Linked DNA regions of Homo sapiens: region 2 is linked to region 1. Evidence: read pairs that join two places in POLR2A ChIA-PET (ENCODE). Cell type or tissue: MCF 10A. All regions are shown on one strand. Links, peaks and the distances in the headings refer to the core of each region. The heading gives the core; the rest is flanking DNA.

Region 1 (9,775 bases), core at 2,093-6,092:
CTTGTCCCATCTTCGTCTGGCTGGTCCTTGTCACCCAGATGGCACTTGAACCTCCCCTATTTAGGGAGGACTTTGCTGGCCACCCAGTGTAAATCTCCATCTTTAATGAGATTTCACCACTCTGTTTTTGTAACACTGTAACATTTTGGCACTCTCTGGCTCCATCTTGCTTGTTTTATTGATGTTCTACCCCCATGAGGGCGAGGAACTTGTCTGGCATGTTTTCACTACTGTATTTTACATTCTAGAACAGGGCCTGGCAAACGCAGTAGGTACCCAGTAAATATCTCTCGAAGCGTAGAATTAAAAGTGAAGAGATGGCCAGGCGCGGTGGCTCATGCTTGTAATCCTAGCACTTTGGGAGGCTGAGGCAGACAGATTGCCTGAGCTTAGGAGTTTGAGACCAGCCTGGGCAACATGGTGCAATGTGATGAAATCCCACCTTTACTTAAAAAAAAAAAAATTAGCCAGCCAAGGTGGCAAATGCCTGTAGTCCCAGCTACTCAGGAGGCTGAGGCACAAGAATCACTTGGGCGCAGGAGGCAGAGGGTTGCAGTGAGCGCAGTGAGCTGAGATCACACGACTGCACTCCAGCCTAGGCGAGAGAGGGAGACTCCACCTGAAAAAAAAAAAAGTGGAGGCTGAGCTTGAAGGACACAAATAAAAGGAGTGGCCACAAGGGGAGCCTAGCTCATGAAAGTCAGGACTCACAGAAAGTATGAATAAGTTGAGGGAGAAGCAGCTGACTGGGCCCAGGAGAAAACTGGGCAGAGATGCTGAGTAGTGAGTAGACCAAAATCCTGCAGCTGAGGTTCCTAGAGTAGCCAAACTCCAAACCACAGCCAGAGGCCCCTTGTCCCTAAGGCCCGTGTCCCAGAGGCCTTGCCATCTCATGATTGCAACTCTACCTGTCTATCTGTCTCCATGCAGCCTTAGGACAGAACCCTCCCTCTACCTTTCTGCAACTGGACAAATGAGTCTGTTTTCCTTGTAACCAAGACAACTAAGGTAAAGCAAACACATACTCCTGGAAATTGTGACCTTCACCCTCCCTAAGCCCCTTTCTCTAGGAGAGATTTAGTGCTCTGCCTTTGTGTAGCTGCTCTCCTCCGGCCCTACACTCATCACATGGTGTTGCAAAGATGAGTTTGCCTCTTGGTCTCCCAACTATTCACAGGTTAGACTTCCTGCTCTTATTCCTGAATGTGATAGTTTTATGTGTCCGCTTGACTGAACCTCAGGGTGCCCAGATATGTGGCCAAGCATTATTTCCACGTGTGTCTTTGAGGGTGTCTGGAAGGCAGCAGCATTTGAATTGGTGGACTGAGGAAAGCAAGTGGCCCTCCCCAGTGTGGGTGGGCAGCATCCAATCCATTGAAAGCCCAAATGGAACAAAAAGGTGGAGGAGGGTTGAATTTGCACCACCTATTTCAGCTGGAATATTGATCTTCTCCTGGTCTCAGTGCTCCTGGCTCTCAGGCCTTCAGACTCAGACTGGAATCTACACCATCAGCTCTCAAGTTCTCAGGCCTTTGAACCACACCACCAGCTAGCTTTCCTGGGTCACCAGCTTGCAGATGGTAGACTGTGGGATTTCTCAACCTCCATAAATCACACAAGCCAATTCCTCATAATAAATCTGTTTATATCTGGATATATCTCCTCTTGGCTTTGTTTCTCTGGTGAACCCTGCCTAATACGCTGGGTCTTCTGCAACAGTCAACCCAGGTCTGTCTTAGCACAGAGCATGGTGGATGTGTTGACCATGAGGGTGATGTCTGGATAGTGCCTTCCAAAACCTCACCTAGGAGCCTCCCATTTTCTGTGTGCTCAGAAGAGCTGCCTTTTGAAGAGTTACAGCAGAAAGAGAGAAAACCCACAGCTGGAGGCTCCAGGCATAGTGAATCTCCCCAGGGAGCATTCCCGGGGTGGAGTGGACATTTATTATATTTTCTACCTACAACCAGGGGTTTGCAAACTGGTGATGGCCTGGGGGTCACATCTGGTTCACAGAAGTGCCTTCTTATACCCACGCAATGTTTTAAAGCTATTTTTAACTAGCTGACAGCATGCAAAAGAATCAAGACATTTAACAGGAAAAAAAAAATCTAGATTTCTTGCTTCTCTCAGAAAAAATTGGCATCTCTGGCTACACTCAGCCTACATTCCAACATGACAATATTTTCTTTATGTGCAGCGTGGGCTCTGCTATTTGTCACAGTCCCCATTGAGCCTGCTTCATTCTTACTACAAGCCTGGCCCCTGAAGTCATCTAAATTTGTGTCCTCTGGCCTGGAAGCATGCCTCTTCTTTTGAAATACAGCTCCTGCCCCACTTTAGTTGTGGGGTTGTGGTCTCAGCTGTTAATCACAGTACCTTAACCACAGAGGTGAGTGGGTAACACACACTGGTAAGTCCTATAAGGGGACAGTACCTCAATAAGGCCAGTGTCCCTTCCTGGAAATGTAAACATGGACTGGGAGAAGGAAGTCCTCTTAGCTGCAGATCCCAAGCTGTAATGACATGTGAGAAGAAGTCAGTCCACAGCAGAAAAAGCAAAGCAAGAGTCAAGAAACAGAGTCAAGGCTGGGCGCGGTGGCTCACGCCTGTAATTCCAGCACTTTGGAGGCTGAGGCGGGCGGATCACAAGGTCAGGAGCTTGAGACCAGCCTGGCCAATATGGTGAAACCCCGTCTCTACTAAAAATACAAAAATTAGCCAAGTGTGGTGGCGGGCGCCTGTAGTCCCAGCTACTTGGCAGGCTGAGGCAGGAGAATGAATCGCTTGAACCCAGGAGGCGGAGGTTGCAGTGAGCTGATTGGTGCCACTGCACTCCAGCCTGGGTGACAGAGCAAGACTCTGTCTCAAAAAGAAAAAAGAAAAAGAGACAAAAAACAGAGAAAGAGGTCATGATAGCAGCTGAGTCCCCACATCCAGGCATCCTCAAGGACACTCCATCCCTTCCCCGTTGAGCATCAGAAGCTGTACATTTCCCTCTTTTCTCACCTGGAGCTGGATGGAATTTCTGTCACATGCAACCAGAGATGTTACTAATAAAGTGGTTAGGAGGAGGACTGGCTTGAGAGTAACATCTAGAACCCACATTTCTACCATGCTATTTGCGATTTTCGACAAACTGCTGATCTCCTTTCACCTCAGTTCATCTGTCTGTTCGTTCGGCACTAGGCACTCTAATGCTTACCTCCTCAGGTGGAATGGAGTTCTCATAACGTAATGTATGTAAAGCATTAAACTCAGTGCTTGTCATAATAGACATTCACAAAGTAATTCATAAACACTGAATTTTAAGATAAATGTTTAATAAAAACTAGTGGACTGGAAAGAAGAGTGAGTGAACTTCTGGAGAATTGTAATAGTGGTTTTTTTTTTGAGATAGGATGTCACTGTCACTCAGGCTGGAGTGCAGTGGCACGATCATAGCTCACTGCAGCTTCGAACTCCTAGGCTAAAGCTGTCCTCTCACCTTAGCATCCCAAGTAGCTGGAACTACAGGTGGGGGATACCATGCTTGACCATTTAAAAAAATTTTTTTTTTTGTAGAGACAGGGTCTTCCTGTGTTGCCCAGAATGGTCTCAAGCTCCTGGCCTCAAGTGATCCTCCCGCATTGGCCTCCGAAAGTGCTGAGATTACAGGCGTGAGCCACCGCGGCAGGCCAGCAGTGTTCTTTAAGGTGATGTTTCCAAATCAGTACTGCTTTCAGAGACTTAGGAATATCCTACAAGAAGTCAGGCCTCACCCAGATGGACTTGAATTTGTTTTACGGCTCACTGTTTAAGTAAATATGTGATCCTAAACCAGTTATTTACATTTTTTGACCCTGAGTGTCCACCTATAAGGTGGAGATAATAATTCTCAGCTCTTTTAGTTATTTTGAGAATTAAATTAACTCATTAATATAAAGGGTGCATAGTAGTCTATGGTAAGCATTTAATAAACTGTAGTTAGGACTGTTGTGAAGGAAAAAGAACAAAATCCATGGACAAGAGCTAACCAAGGCTTCATTTCTGTGGAGTCATTGCCGTTGTAATGTCTAGTATTTGAAGCTCAATTGAGCTGAAATTGCACAGTAAGTCATCAGAGCACGATGCTGTTCTGTTCAGTTGTGCCAAGAACTCACCTCCTGCACCACCTCCAGCCCAGCCAAGCTCAGCATCTCCCACTAGTTAAAGCCCTCCTATGTTAGCTTTCAGCAACAAGCTTTTAAAGCAGGTTTCCATTAAAAATGGAAAAAAAAAAAAAACTTTGGATGATTAATTAGCAGCAGAATAACCCAAATCAAGAGAGAGATCACAATGTGGAAAGTTTTTTTTTTTTTTTTCTTTTTAAGAAGTGAAGTCTAGCAACTTTCAAATTACAGGCAAAATGATCAAAGTTTTTGACATTTTGAGGCCAAAATATGACTTTACGCTGTTGATTCCCTAGACTTAAGCCCACTTCCTTGTGTGGAGAACACACCAGTGGAGGAAGTGGAGGAGGAATAACATGGGTCCCCAGGAAGCTTTGCCTCTTTGTTCGGTTTTGGCAGCAAGCCCAACTCTGACTTGCATAAAATCTCCTGGAGCGTTTGTTCCAACAGTTCGCTCTGCGTGGCCCTGCCCATCCTGCAGGCCTCGGGCAGCCTGGCCACGGTGGCCAGCGCCTGGGCTAACTCAGGCAGGACCAAGTCAGCAATATCTATTCCTTTAATGAGCTCTTGAAATTAGTGCCTGATAGACATGTTGTCCTTTTCAGGGACCTGGGGGACCATGCCATCGTGCATGAGCCTCTTCATCTCCGTCCTGAACTTTTTGTCCTTTCTCGCAGAAACTATATCGCATTCTGGTGCTGCTGCAGGAGCCTCAGCATCTGGTGGCAGAGCTGGCGGGGGACTGTGAGGTCCCAGGCCACCCACTGCAGCCTCTCCAACTCGGAGGCATGCTCCAGCTCCTGCTTTGAGGTAACCATGTGGCTGCGGCTGTGGATGCCGCTGATCAGGCAGTTTCCGATGGTTTTGATCATGGTCCTTGTGCTGGTGGTGCTGGTGGACAGGTCTGATGAGCCTCTCTGTGTCCTGCCAAGGGAGCACTAACACACACTTAGGCAAGCCCTGCAGGGAGGCCCTCCAGCCCACAGGTTCTGCTCTGCCCGGGCTTCCACCCTGAGGCAGGGAGGCCCCAGGCCTGGCAGACACTGCTGGTTGCCAGCCCACTACCCGTTTTTCACCACTTTTCTACCCAAAGAACTCTGATTCTTTGGGGGAACCAATGTGGGCAGCTAAAAATACTACATTCATTTCCTGCTTCCCTTGACATTGGGAGTAACCAGGTGTGCAATGGAAGCAGAAGTAGAATCCAGTCAGGTGGGCTTTTAGGAAGCTGCTTAAAAGTGGGCATGTGCCCCTGGGACCAGTCTTGACCCTTCCCTTTCCCTTTGCCGGGATCATGGACAGGATGCCTATATGGGACAGCCATCCTGTGACTACGTGCTGACAAGAGCACCTACCAAATGGCTGAGAGAAAAGGGCTGGAGCATCACGGATCCCAAGCCAGCCAGCCTTGACTTCCTACCTTGGGACATTTCATTAAAGTAAAAAAATAGAACCCCTAATTTTTTAAAGCCACTGCTCATGGACTTCTGCTACAGCCAAATGCAGATCATTGTTGAAAGAATAGCCACATGGAAGAAATCACCTGAATAATTTAGAGGGAAATAAATGAAATCTCAGATGCAACCATTCTAATATTTCTAGAAAAAGTCAAGATCTCATACTCCGGAACTGGTGGTCTTCAGTTCACCCCTAAAGCCCAGCACCAAGCTGGGCACGGCAGCTCACACCTGTAATCCCAACACTTTGAGACCCAAGGCAGGTGGATTGCTTGAGCTCAGGAGTTTGAGGCCAGCCTGGGCAACATGGCACAACCCCATCTCTGCAAAATATGCAAAAATTAGCTGAGCATGGTGGTACATGCCTGCAGTCCCAGCTATTCGGGAGGCTGAGATGGGAGGATCCCTTGAGCCCAGGAGGTCAAGGCTGCAGTGAGCCGTGATTGTGCCACTGCACTCCAGACTGGGTGACACAGCAGGACCCTCTCTCAAAAATAAATAAAAGAAATAAAACCCAGTACCAGCATCACCCCATGATCAGGTCTTTCCAGATGGGGCAGCAAAAAGTAGGGGAAAGCACACCAATGAAGAAGCCACACAGACCCAGGAGAATCTTGGTTCTTGCTAGCTGGGCAGCCTTGGATCTCAGTTTCCTGCCTTCTAAGAAAGGGATCCTGGCCAGGCACAGTGACTTACACCTGTAATCCCAGCACTTTGGGAGGCCGAGGTGGGCGGATCATGAGGTTAGGAGATCGAGACCATCCTGGCTAACACGGTGAAACCCCGTCTCTACTAAAAATACAAAAAATTAGCTGGGCGTGGTGGCGGGCGCCTGTAGTCCCAGCTACTTGGGAGGCTGAGGCAGGAGAATGGCGTGAACCCGGGAGGTGGAGCTTCCGGTGACCTGAGATTGTGCCACTGCACTCCAGCCTGGGAGACAGTGAGACTATGTCTCAAAAAAAAAAATAAATAAATAAAAATAATTTAAAAATTTGAAAATTTTAAATTTTTGTTTGAGTACATAGATGTAGATCTAATTTGAATATTTTTATATTTTCTGTCTGTAACTTTCTGAAATATGGAATATAATTATAATAAGTTTCAGTGTCTTCATCTACTAATTCTAACATTTGTCTCAGTTCTGATTTGATTTTGATTGTGTGATTATTGTCCTCATTATAGACTATGTTTTCCTGCTTCTTTGCCTGCCTGGTAATCTTTGATTGGATGCCAGACATTGTGAATTTTACTTGGTTGGGAGCTGGATATTTTTGTATTCCTATAAATCTTCAATTTTGTTATGGGATGCAGTGGAGGTACTTGGAAAGAGTTTGATCCTTTCAGGTCTTGCTTTTATTGTTTTTTAGGTGGGTCCACAGCAGTGGTCCATCTAGGGCTAATTATTCTGACTACTTGGAGGCAAGACCTTCTGAGTGCTCTTCCCAGTGTTCCATGATGTATGAGTTTTTCCGGTCTTGTGGAAATAGGCATTGTTCCTTGTCCTGTGCAAGCATCAGGTGCTCTTCCCTCAATATTTTTATGTTTCCTTGTCTGACCTTGGGTAGTGTCTTCACAGACATATGCTGATCAGTTCACTGCTGAGTACTCAAGGAAGACCCCTGACAGGTCTCCAGGATCTCTGTTTGTGTAACCATCTCCTCTCTGAACTCTGTCCTATGTACTCTAACTGCTTTGGTCTCCCTAGACTCTTAGCTCCATCTTCTGAACTCAGGGAAGGTAAATTAATTGGCTATTAACTGTTCATTTTTTGAAGTCCTGAAAGCAATCAGGACTGACCCAGTTCTTAAGGTGCGCATTTCAAAACTTGGCATGTTTCAGGACAGACTCAAGGGGAACCTGTCTCTAGAGAATGCAATCTATGATTTCTCCTTTGCATTTATACACTACCTTTGTTGGCCTAGTGCTCTGAAGAGAAAACTGTTGAAACCAGAACCAAACATTGTCTTCCTGTTAATGTGGGGACAGGAGAGGAACCATTCAAGCCATACCTCCGTTTCCTGGGCTGTGCTCTCAGATCTCTGCAGCACCTGCTGAATGTCCTCAGCAAAGCTAGCTTTCCTTTCTGTGTACACATCAGCAATCTTGGCTACCTGGTGAGAACTGTGGTCCCCAGAGAGCTTGAATATCCTGCATATTGGCTTTTCATCACTTAGGCACAACTGATTGAGAGAAGAAAAGTCAGTGAAACTTTCTTTCCTTCCTTTTCCAACCCTATGCACTAGAGACCTGCCCTACCCAGGCTGATGACATTGTGAATGTGTGAAGCAAGTATTAAAAGTCAGTTGCACAGGACACCCTGGTGTGTGTAGAACAGAGGTGATGATAGTACTAGGATGGTCTGGTGGTGATTTAGTAAGTGCATGTTGTTATTTCACGGAATCCTCACACGACCACCCTTTGCTTTAGATAGTATGGTTTTTGTTTTGTTTTGTTTTGTTTTGTTGTTGTTGTTGTTGTTTTAGACGGGGTCTTGCTTTGTCACCCAGGCTGGAGTGCAGTGGTGCAATTTCAGCTCACTGCAACCTCCGCCTCCCAGGTTCAAGTGATTCTCCTGCCTCAGCCTCCTAAGCAGCTGGGACTACAGGCACGTGCCACCACACCCGGCTAATTTTTTGTATTTTTAGTAGAGGCAGAGTTTCGCCATATTGGCCAGGCTGGTCTCCAACTGCTGGCCTCAAGTGATTTGCCCGCCTCAGCCTCCCAAAGTGCTGGAATTACAAGTGTGAGCTACTGCACCCAGCCTACATAGTACGGTTTTATGGGTGACGAAGCTCAGAAGGCTGCAAATAACTTGCCAGGAAGGGACAGCACTGGGATTAGAAGACAAGGTCCTTCTGAGTCTAAGGTCAGAGCTTTTCCCACATTACCACACCACCTGCCTCATAGGACTGCCATGAGAATTAAATAGGGCGATGCACGTAAGATGCCTGGAGTAGTGCCTGACACCTGGATGACATTAAACCCCTGGTAGCTATTGATAATATTACAAGGACCTTCACAAACAAAGTGAGCCCCACTACGGGACTGAAAGCTGAGCACATTTCTAGATGGAGGGGATCAAAGAGGAGCCATCCCCTCTGCCTGCTTCTTCTGCTTCCACCCCTTCCTTACTCAGTTCAGGGGCAGGCTCTGAATGAACACCATAGAGGTGACTGCTGAAGATGAGGCAGAACCATAGCAAACTTGTGAAAAACTAAACCAATTCTTAAAGGCATAGTCTAAAGAGGAATATATAATTGCACCTCAGGGGCTTGACCTAGCCTGTCCCAAGCAGTGTCATTGATCTCAGCAGAAGTGCAAGCTGCAAGGAAGAGAGGAGTGGCTCAGGCGGTGGCCCAGGTAGCTGGTTGAGGGTAGAGGATCTCAGGGAGACCCTGCCTCACCGCGGCAGACTTGATTCAGAGCTAGGAGACCCTCTTCCAGAGCCTCTTTCAGAGCCACATCTCTGCTTTTGGAGTTGGCTTCAGAGTTTCAAGTTACGGCAGAATTATGAAGTCTCATGAATACTTTTGACTTCTTCCAAGTAAATTGTCAACTTAGGGGGCCGGGCGCGGTAGCTCATGCCTGTAATCCCAGCATTTTGGGAGGCCAAGGTGGGCGGGTCACCAGGTCAGGAGATCGAGACCATCCTGGCTAACACGGTGAAACCCCATCTCTACTAAAAATACAAAAAAATTAGCTGGACGTTGTGGCGGGCGCCTGTAGTCCCAGCTACTCGGGAGGCTGAGGCAGGAGAATGGCGTGAACCCGGGAGGCGGAGCTTGCAGTGAGCCGAGATGGCGCCACTGCACTCCAGCCTGGGCGACAGAGCGAGACTCCGTCTCGAAAAAAAAATTGTCAACTTAGTTTACACCTGATAATGAGCAAAGACGAAGCAACCTAGATGAGGCCCCTAAGGCTGGTGGCTGATGCTACCTAATCTATGAAACATGGAAACTCTGCCTTCTCCTGCCCCTCCGGGGTTGCTCGGGGAGTCAAGTAGGCTAAAGGTTGTAAACGTGCTTTGTGAACAGCAAAGAATTAAAGCCTTTTAAAGGGGTATCCCATCTGACAGAAGGATCCATCCTAAAGTCAGTGCCAAAGGGGAAAATTACCTCAAAATTCCCTTTGAAGATCCCTTAGCAAGGGAATGTGGAGTGTCTTGTAGAA
Region 2 (9,775 bases), core at 2,931-6,930, 84 kb after region 1:
AGTAGAGGAACGACATATTCAAAGTGCTAAATATTAAGCTGTCAATCAAGAATCTTACATGCAGCAAGATTTCTGTCAAAAATGAAGGGGAAATAAAGGAATTCCCAGGTAAACAAAAAGCAGAGAATTTGTTGCTAGCAGACTTAGCGTGTAAGAAATATAAAGGAGGTTCTTCAGATTAAAAGCAAGTTACCCAAGACTAATGTGAATCCATGTGAAAGAAAGGACACTGGCAAATTAGAAGAGACAGTATGTATTTATATGAAATGTCCCAAGGAGGCAAATTGACAGGGACAGAAAGTAGATTAGTGTTTGCCAGGGGGACTAGGGTGAAAGTGGAATGGGAACTGACTGTTGGGATACTGTGAAATACATATTTGGTCTTGGTCCCTGTTTCTTGGCATACAATTCCTGAAATCCTTGGAATCTCCAAGGTGATATCTTTTTGTATGTTAATGAGTTGACTAGTGGCTGTCAGTCCCTCTGTAGCTTCAGGATGGGGGCTAGCCATTGGAAAGACCAAGGTAGGATTACAGCGTTGGGACTTTCAGCACCAAATCCAGCTTCTGGGGAGGGGAGAGGGCTGAAGGTTAAGTTGATCAACAATGGCCAGTGGTTTAGTCAATCATGCCATGTGATGAAGCCTTAATAAAAGCTTAGGATAGGGTTCAAAGAGCTGAGAACATGGAGGTTGCTGGAGGGTGGCACACTTGGGGTCAGCATGGATGCTCTGTGCCTCTTCCACCATATGTCACCCTTATGCATCTCTTCATCTCCATCCTTTGTAACAGCCTTTATAATAAATTGGTAAATGTGTTTCCTAGAGTACTGTTAGCCACTATAGCAAATTAATGAAATCCAAAGAGAGGGGTGTGGGAACCCCAATTTATAGCCAGTCAGTCAGAAGCACAGGTTAAACAAGCTGGGGCTTGTGACTGGCATCAGAAGTAGGAGGCAATCTTATAAGACTTAGCCCTCAACCTGTTGGATCTGACACTATCTCTAGGTAGATAATGTCAGAATTAAATTGGAGGACACCCATCTGGAGTCCCCTGCAGAATTTATTGCTTGTTTGGTGTGTGGAAAAAACCCCGCACATCTGGTGTCAGAAACATGTTATGAGAGTGTAGCAGGATAAACTGAGTTTGCTTATTATTCTGTATTCTCAAGTGCTAATTGGTAGAACATTTCTTTTTGGTCTGATGAAAATAGTCTGGATTTAAATAGTGTTGATGACTGCACAGCCTTAAGTATATACTAAAAACCAATGACTACTTTAAAAGGTTCAATTTTATGGTATGTGACTTATATCTCAATAATTTAAAAAGGGCAAATAATTTGAGTGGGCATTTCTCCAAAAAAGATGTAGAAAGTTTCAATAAATACATGAAAAGATGCTCAACATCACTAGTCATTAGGGAAATGCATATTAAAATCACAATGAAATATCACTTCATACCTACTAGGATGGCTACAATCAAATGCCCGACAATAATAAGTATCAATGGGGATGTAAAAAAAAATGAGAGCCCTTATCTACTGCTGGTGGGTAAATAAAATGAAGCAAACACTTTGGAAAATGGTCTGGCAGTTCCTCAAATGATTAAACAGAGTTACCATATGACCCAGTTCTTTCCTCCTAGGTAAATACCCAAGAAAAATGAAAACATATGTCCACACAAAAACTCAGGTTTTATTATTACTCATAATAGCCAAAAAGTGAAAAGAGTCCAAATGCCCATCAGGGGAATGGATAAATGGAATGTGTAGATAAATAAATATCTACACAATGGAAAATTATTCAACCATAAAAAGGAAGCAGCACTGACGCATGCTACAACATGGATGAACCTTGAAAACATTATGCTAAGTGAAAAAAGCCAATCACAAAAGACCACATATTTATATGGTTCCATTTATATGAAATGTCCAGAAAAAATGAAATCTATAGAGACAGAAAGTAGTCTGGTGGCTCCTTGGGCCAGTGGGGAGGGAAACAACAAATGGCAGCTGGTGCTTGCTAAAGAGTACAAAGTGGCCAGGCGTAGTGGGTCACGCCTGTAATCCCAGCACTTTGGGAGGCTGAGGCAGGTGGATTACCTGAGGCCGGGAGTTAGAGACCAGCCAGCCTGACCAACATGGTGAAACCCTGTCTCCATGAAAAATACAAAATTAGCTGGGTGCGGTAGCATGCGCTTGTAATCCCAGCTACTTGAGAGGCTGAGGCAGAAGAATTGCTTGAAAACTGGGAGACAGAGGTTGCAGTGAGCCAAGATCATGCCACTGCACTGCAGCCTGGGCAACAAGAGCGAAACTCCGTCTCAAAAAAACAAACAAACAAACAAAACACACACACACACCAAAACAAAAAAGCACAAGGTTTCTTTTTGGGGTGATAATAATCTTCCAAAACTGACTTTGTGTTGGTTACATAGCTCTTTGAATGTTCTAAAAACACTGGATTGGTACTTTAAATGGGTGAATTATTGATAATTATACCTCAAAAAAGTTAAAGGAAATTCTCCCTTTCTCCCTCCTTCCTGCTCTCCTTTCCTTAATAAAGCAAAAAGCTACTAGGCAGACTTCTGTTTCTGTCCAAGTAGAGTTGCCCCATTCCTCATCCTTACGTCTTAGAAACTCTGGACACAATAGAACAGATAAACATAGGAAGACTCTGAGAGTGAGAGACTGTCTAAGGACCTCAGGACTTGAGGAACAGTATGGCTGTGAGCTACCTGGGATTCTTTATTGCCTCCAGTATATCCCCAATAGGGTGCTGCAGAAGCCTTCAACCCAGAACAAGCTATAAGAAAAGCCTGTCCCCCTTTGCCAAAGGTCTGTGGAATATGTGACCTAACGACTGAATATATTTTTGGCAATACCCACGCTACTCCAGTTAAAAATGCCACATCATCTTCCAACCCCCAGTTTCAGAGAGGATGGAGAGGGAGCTGATCATCTATCAAATACTCCTGCTCTGCAGAAGTGGAATCAATCTACTTCTCCCATCAGGTGGTGTCGGAGAGATAAACATGGATCTCATCTTCTACTGTGTCTAGAAGGACCATGTGGTGCTCTGATTCCCCCACTGGGTGGTTTTGGGGCTGATCAGGGAGCTAATTTTCCATACCCCAATTGGAAGAAGCAGGTGGCACTCTGATTCCCCTGCTGGGTGGTGGTGGTGACCTGAGCAGAAAGATGATTCCCCCCATCAGATAGAAATGGGCAGTGCTGCAGTTCCTCTGCCAGGGTGGTGTCATTGGGGTCTATCTGTGAGCTGTGCCTCATCCAGCAGTAACCAGTCTTAACAGGGTGGTTTGAAGTGGGATTAGTCAATACCAGGCTCACCACCTGCCTCTACGTAAGTGGGACCCAGTGGAGACCTGAACCTTCGTTCTCATCCATCATCAAGGACACTGAACAAAGCTGTGCAAGTGGGGGCCTGTAAACACTCTACTTTCCCCATAACTTTCATCTTAGTGAGGCCCAGTGGGGAGACAAACCTCCACATTCAATTGGCGTCCACAAGACTGAACAGTGCAGTAGGAGGAAAGACTAGTTGGTATTCACGTCCCTGCTGCTGCTGCCCCAAGCAACAGGGGAGCTTCAAGGGGAGCTGAGCCTCCACACTCATTTGCCATCAATGAAGCAGAATGAGGGGGTGTGAAGCAGGATAGTCAACATTCCCATTTCCCAATCCCCTGGTGTCAATGGGGTCCAGTGGGGAGCTGAACTCCCAACTCCACCTGTATGAGGAGGAAAGAGGTGGTGGGGAGTGGGAGGCTTGGCATTACACTTTCCACCTTCTCCTCCCCTGAGGACCACAGGGCCCAGCCGGGAATGAGCTTCAGTCACACCTTGCAGAAACAAAGCAGTGTGAGTTGCCCTCTACTTCTTCCTAGGTGGCAGTGGGGCCCAGATTTGTTTTTTCTCATGTTGCTGATCTTATCCCCCCGACTCAAAGGCAACATGACAGTGCAAGGCAATGTTCCACTTTTACCACAAAGATGTCAAACAGAACTGGTGAGAGAGCTGAAATTCCACTTCGTCATCTGGACTGAGGCAGTGTTTCGAAGCACCCAACTTTTGTTGGGGTGGTGTCAGTGAGGCTGAACAGGGAGCTGGGCATATACACTCACCTGGCTCCTGGCTAATGCTTCAAGAAGAACACTGCCTGACAAGCGAGAAAGAAAAGGACCCAAAATGTCCAGAATACAGTTGAAAATCACTTGTCATACCAAGAATGAGGAAAATCACAACTTGAATCATAAGAAACAATCAACAGACATCAAAATGGAGATAAATGATATGCTGAAAATTTCCAATAAGGACTTTAATTATAATGTGTCTTGGCACTGATTCCTAGAATAACTGGAATCATACAGAGAATGTTCTCTGCCCACAATGAAATCAAACTAGAAATCGATAACAGAAAGACAGCAGGAAAAACTCCAAAGACTTGGGAAATTGAACGTCAAACTTATAAATAAATCATGAGTCAAATAGGAAGTCTCAAAGGAAATTACAAAACACACAGAACTGAATAAAATGAAAATATATCAAAATATATATAAGATGGTGGTAAAGCAGAGATTTGTAAGAAATTTCTATCACTTAATGCTTATGTTAGAGGAGAGGAAAGATCTCAAATTAGTAATACAGATTTCAACCTAAGTAAACTAGAAAAATGAGAGCAAAGCACACACAAAACAAGCATTGGACAGATAAAAATAAGAACATAAGTCAGTAAGATTAAAAATGGAAAACAACAGTGCAAATCAGTGATATAAGAAGCTGGCTCTGTGAAGAAAATTAATAAAATTGATAAACCTCTAGCAAGACTGACAAAAATTTTAAAAAGACACAAATCACCCATATCAGGAATGAAACACAGCTATCACTACAGATCTGGCAAGACTGACAAAAATAAAAAAAAGACACAAATCACCCATATCAGGAGTGAAACAGGAGCTATCACTACAGATCTGGCATCCATTTAAAGGATAACAAGGAACTAATACAAACAAATTAGAAATTGTTGACATAAATTTGACAACTTAGAAGAAATGGATCAAATCCTTGAACACTGCCAACTACCAAGACTCAACCAAGATGAATGAGACAACCTGAACAGTTCTATAAAAATTAAAGAAATTGAATTAATAAACAAAAAGTTCCCCAAAAGAAATCTCCTGGCTTAAATGACGTCACTGGAGAATGCTACCGAACATTTAAAGAAGAATGGGCACCAATTTTCCACAATGCCTTCCAGAAAATAGAAGAAGGAACATTTCCCACCTCCTTTTATGGGGCTAACATTACCCTGATACCAAAAGCAGATAAAGAGAGTACAAAAAGAGAAAACTATAGTCCCACATCAATCCTGAACTTAGGAAAAAAATCCTCAACAAAATACGAGCAAATCAAATCCAGCAATGCATAAAAAGAATTATACACCACTACCAAATGAAATTTATTATAGGTACAGGCTGGTTTAACATTAAAAAATCAATCAATATAATCCACCACACCAACAGGCTAAAGAAGAAAAATCATATGATCATATCAATTAACACAGAAAAAGCATTAGATAAAAAAATTCAACACTGACTCATGATAAAAACTCTCAGCAAGTTAAGAATAGAGGGGAACTAATTCAACTTGTTATGGAAAACTTGCTGCTAACATCATACTGAAAGGTGAAAGACTGAATGCCTTCTCCCTATGGTCAGGAAGAAGGCAAAGACTCTGCTCTTGTGACTCTTATTCTGCTTGGTAGAAGTTTTAGGCTACTATGATAAGGCAAGAAAAAAAAAATAACAGCATATGAATTGGAAAAGAGGAAATAGAACTGTCCTTATTTGCAGACATGATTGTTTATGTAAGAAAATCCCAAGGAATCACCAAAAACTTCCCAGAATGGAAAGTGAGTTCAGCAAAGTAGTAAGGCATAAAATCAACATACAAAAATCAATTGCATTTCTATACACAAACAAAAAACATGTGGAAACTGCATTTAAAAACACAATACCTAGGCCAGGTGTGGTGGCTCATGCCTATAATCCCAGCACTTTGCAAGGCCAAGGCGGGCAGATCACCTGAAGTCAGGAGTTTGAGACCAGCCTGGGCAACATGGCGAAACCGTCTCTGCTAAAAATACAAAAATTAGCTGGGCGTGGTGGCAGGCGCCTGTAATCCCAGCTACTCAGGAGGCTGAGGCAGGAGAATTGCTTGAATCTGGGAGGTGGAGGTTACAGTGAGCTGAGTTCATGCCACTGCACTCCCATCCTGGGCAACAGAGTGAAACTCCATCTCAAAACAAACAAACAAAAAAACCACAATACCAGTTAAAATCTCCCCAAAGAAAATGAAATACTTAAGTATAAACTTAAAACATGTATGAATCTGTATGCTGAAAATTATAAAATTCTGATGAAATAAATCAAAGATATAAAAAAAGAGAAACGTGATTATAAATTAGAAGATGCAACAAAGTAAAGATGGCAATCTCCTCAAATTGATTTACAAATTTAATTCTTATAAAAATCCCAGTAATATTTTTTGCTGACATAAATAAGCTTATTTAAAGTCACAGGTCCTATCTAAGATGATCCTGAAAAAGAGGGTAAGTGGGAAGAATCACTCTATCCAATACTAGGCCTATTACATAACTACAGTATTCATGACAGGGTGGTATTGGTGGATGGACAGATATATAGATCAGTGAAACCCAACAGTGAATCTACAAACACATTCACATAGCTTCAGGGCACTGGGATAGATGAAAAGTTCTGAAGACTTGACAGCAAAAGTGTAATCCATAAAAGAATAATTGGACTTCATGAAAATTAAAAACTTTTTCTCAGAGAAAGATCATATGAAGAAATGGAAAGGTAAGTTACAGAGTGGGAGAATGTATCTGCAAACCACGTATCAGAGCAAGATCTAGTATCTAGAGTATATAAAGAACTCTTAAAACTCAACAGTAAAAAAAAATAGTGGATAAAAGACATGCACAGATATGTAAAAAGAGAATATGCAGATGGCAGATAAGCACATGAAAAGAGGTTATCATCATTAGCCATTAAGGAAATGCAAATTAAAACCACAAAAGACACCACTATAGAACTGCTCTAATGGCTAAAATAAATACTGATAAAACCTAATGCTGGTGAGGATGTAGAGAAACTTGATCACTCGTACATTGCTGGTAGGAATGTAAAATGGTACAACTACTCTGGAAAACAGTTTGGCGGTTTCATATAAAGTCAAACATGCAACTATCATATGACCTAGAAAGTAAATTCTTGGGTATTTATCCCAAAGTAATAAAAACCCATCTACACACAAAAATCTGTACATGAATGTTTACAGCAGCTTTATTCATAATAGCCCCAAACTGGAAAGAATCCAGACACCCTTCAGTGAATGAACTGATAAACACACTGTGGTACATCCATACCACGGAATACTACTCAGCAATAAAAAGGACTCAACTATTGGTACACACAACAACCTGGATGAAACTCAAAGGAATTAGGCTGACTGAAAAAAGTCACTCCTAAAAGGTTACATACTGTATGATTTTATATACATAACATTTTTGCGATGACAAAATTATAGAACTGGGGAACAGATAGTGGTTGCCACAGGCCAGAGTTAGGAGTGTAGGTGGGTTTAACTATAAAGGAAGTAGGAGGGATCCTGTGTTGATGGAACTGTTCTGTATTTTGACCAAAACAATGTCAATATCCTGGCTGTGATATTATTATTACACAATAGTTTTTCAAGCTGCTACTATTGGTGGAAACTGGATAAAGGGTAAATATGATTCCTCTGTATTATTTCTTATATTTGCATGTGAATGTACAATTATCTCAATATTTTAATTAAAAATGTATATATAATCAAAGAGAAAGAGCCATACATAAAGCCTAAGCAAGGGTCATCCAGCAAAGGTCAGGGCAACACAAGGCAGGCAAATAGTAGGGTGCATGGCATATGCTGTGGGGCCTGGCAGGGTACGGGCCCTGTGTGGAAAATACAGCCGAGTTGGGTGATGGCCTGGCAGGGTTGAGAGACTGGTTAGGAAAAGTACGGCTGAGTAAATAAGCAAACATACTGGGGATAATAAGAGCCAGGTTTCTCATTCTTACATAATTATAAATGGGAACAGCTATAAAGATGGTGTAATAATGGATTAGAATTGAAAGTATTGGCCAGGCGTGGTGGCTCATGCCTGTAATCCCAGCACTTTGGGAGGCAGAGGCGGGCGGATCACGAGGTCAGGAGATCCAGACCATCCTGGCTAACCGGTGAAACCCCATCTCTACTAGAAATACAAAAAATTAGCCGGGCGTGGTGGCGGGCGCCTGTAGTCCCAGCTACTCGGGAGGCTGAGGCAGGAGAATGGCGTGAACCCGGGAGGCGGAGGTTGCAATGAGCCAAGACTGTGCCACTGCACTCCAGCCTGGGCGACAGAGCGAGACTCCGTCTCAAAAAAAAAAAAAAAAAAAGAAAGTATTGGCTGGGCATGGTGGCTCACGCCTATAATCCCAGCACTTTGGGAGGTTGAAGCAGGCAGATTACTTGAGGTCAGGAGTTCAAGACCAGCCTGGCCAACATGGTGAAACCCCGTCTCTACTAAAAAAATTAGCTGGGCGCAGTGGCGGGTGCCTGTAATCCAAGCTACTTGGGAGGCTGAGGCAGGAGAATTGCTTAAACAGAGGAGGCGGAGGTTACAGTGAGCAGAGATTGCACCACTGCACTCCAGCCTGGGAAACAGAGCGAGACTCTGTCCAAAAAAAAAAAAAAAAAGAATTGGAAGTACCAAAGTGAACTTGTGGTTTTCAATATATATAGACAGAAACAGAAATAAATATACAGTTGACTCTTGAGGTTTTAACTGAGCTGGTCCACTTATATGCAGATTTTTATCAACCAAAAGGTACTGAAAATACAGTATATGCAAGATGCAAAACCCTTTAGTATGGGTGGGTACCACAGAGGAGACTGTGAGACTTGAGTATGCATGGATTTGGTATACCGGGGGTGGGAGGGTCCTGGAACCAATCCCCTGTGTACAAGGAGGGATGACTGTACCCGTAAAAATGGACAGGTACATATGTATATGTATGAACACATATTTCCCAGCTTTGTCCCCTAAAAGGGGTTGGGAATCATGATATACCAGTAGTAGTGAGCATACCAGATCTTGGTTATATTTCCTACTAAAAAGAACCAAGGCTCCTTGAAGAAATGGCTGATTTCTGGGCCAGGGCAAGAAGAGAATAAAATGAGCTGGAAGATCTTGCTGTGCCAGAGAGTGAGGAATATAGGAATGGTGGGGACATGTAAAATGGACATTGTAAACAGCTTGATGGGGTTCTTACTGTCCAAATATGGGGAAACTGAAGCATCCAAATAAATCATAGTAAAGGATTACAATCCACTGAACAAAATAGGAATCCACGCTAAATAAATAAATAATCGAACAAATAATGGGAAATTCTTCCTTACACTAGAATGCTAACTAATAAAAACAGAAGGAATAATGAAATTAGAAAATCTCCAGTTATCGGAGGGTTGGGCAGGCGAAGAAAATCTCCAGTTATCTATCACAGTAATAATTAATTCAGGCAAGAAACAGCAATAGATGCTAAAACTGCTAGGTAAAAGTTGGATGTGGAACAGGATATTTACGTAGTCTGAAATCATCTCTCCTTAAAATATTAACTATGAGGGGAGAAAGAATAATTTATAATGGATAAACTTT

What was found. ChIA-PET counts read pairs that join two places held together with the same protein. Peaks named below come from ENCODE experiments on the same cell type or tissue, not always from the same donor. Only the 100,000 strongest peaks of a DNase experiment are listed, where the experiment ranks them.
Region 2: POLR2A ChIA-PET joins it to region 1 with 7 read pairs; 12 of 35 experiments call an interaction of 5 or more read pairs at or near these places.

Annotation. Positions count from the first base shown.
Region 1 is chr9:94,151,956-94,161,730 of GRCh38, reverse strand. It overlaps the pseudogene LOC107987099. Among named protein-coding and RNA genes, the nearest start is that of MIRLET7A1HG, 9.4 kb to the left of the region's middle. RefSeq lists enhancers at 7,393-7,562, 7,699-7,868. In MCF 10A, for the core only: no CTCF peak of the experiment used is centred there; a DNase peak (open chromatin) is centred at 4,570.
Region 2 is chr9:94,068,565-94,078,339 of GRCh38, reverse strand. It overlaps a transcript of PTPDC1 not described here. Among named protein-coding and RNA genes, the nearest start is that of PTPDC1, 11 kb to the left of the region's middle. In MCF 10A, for the core only: no CTCF peak of the experiment used is centred there; no DNase peak of the experiment used is centred there.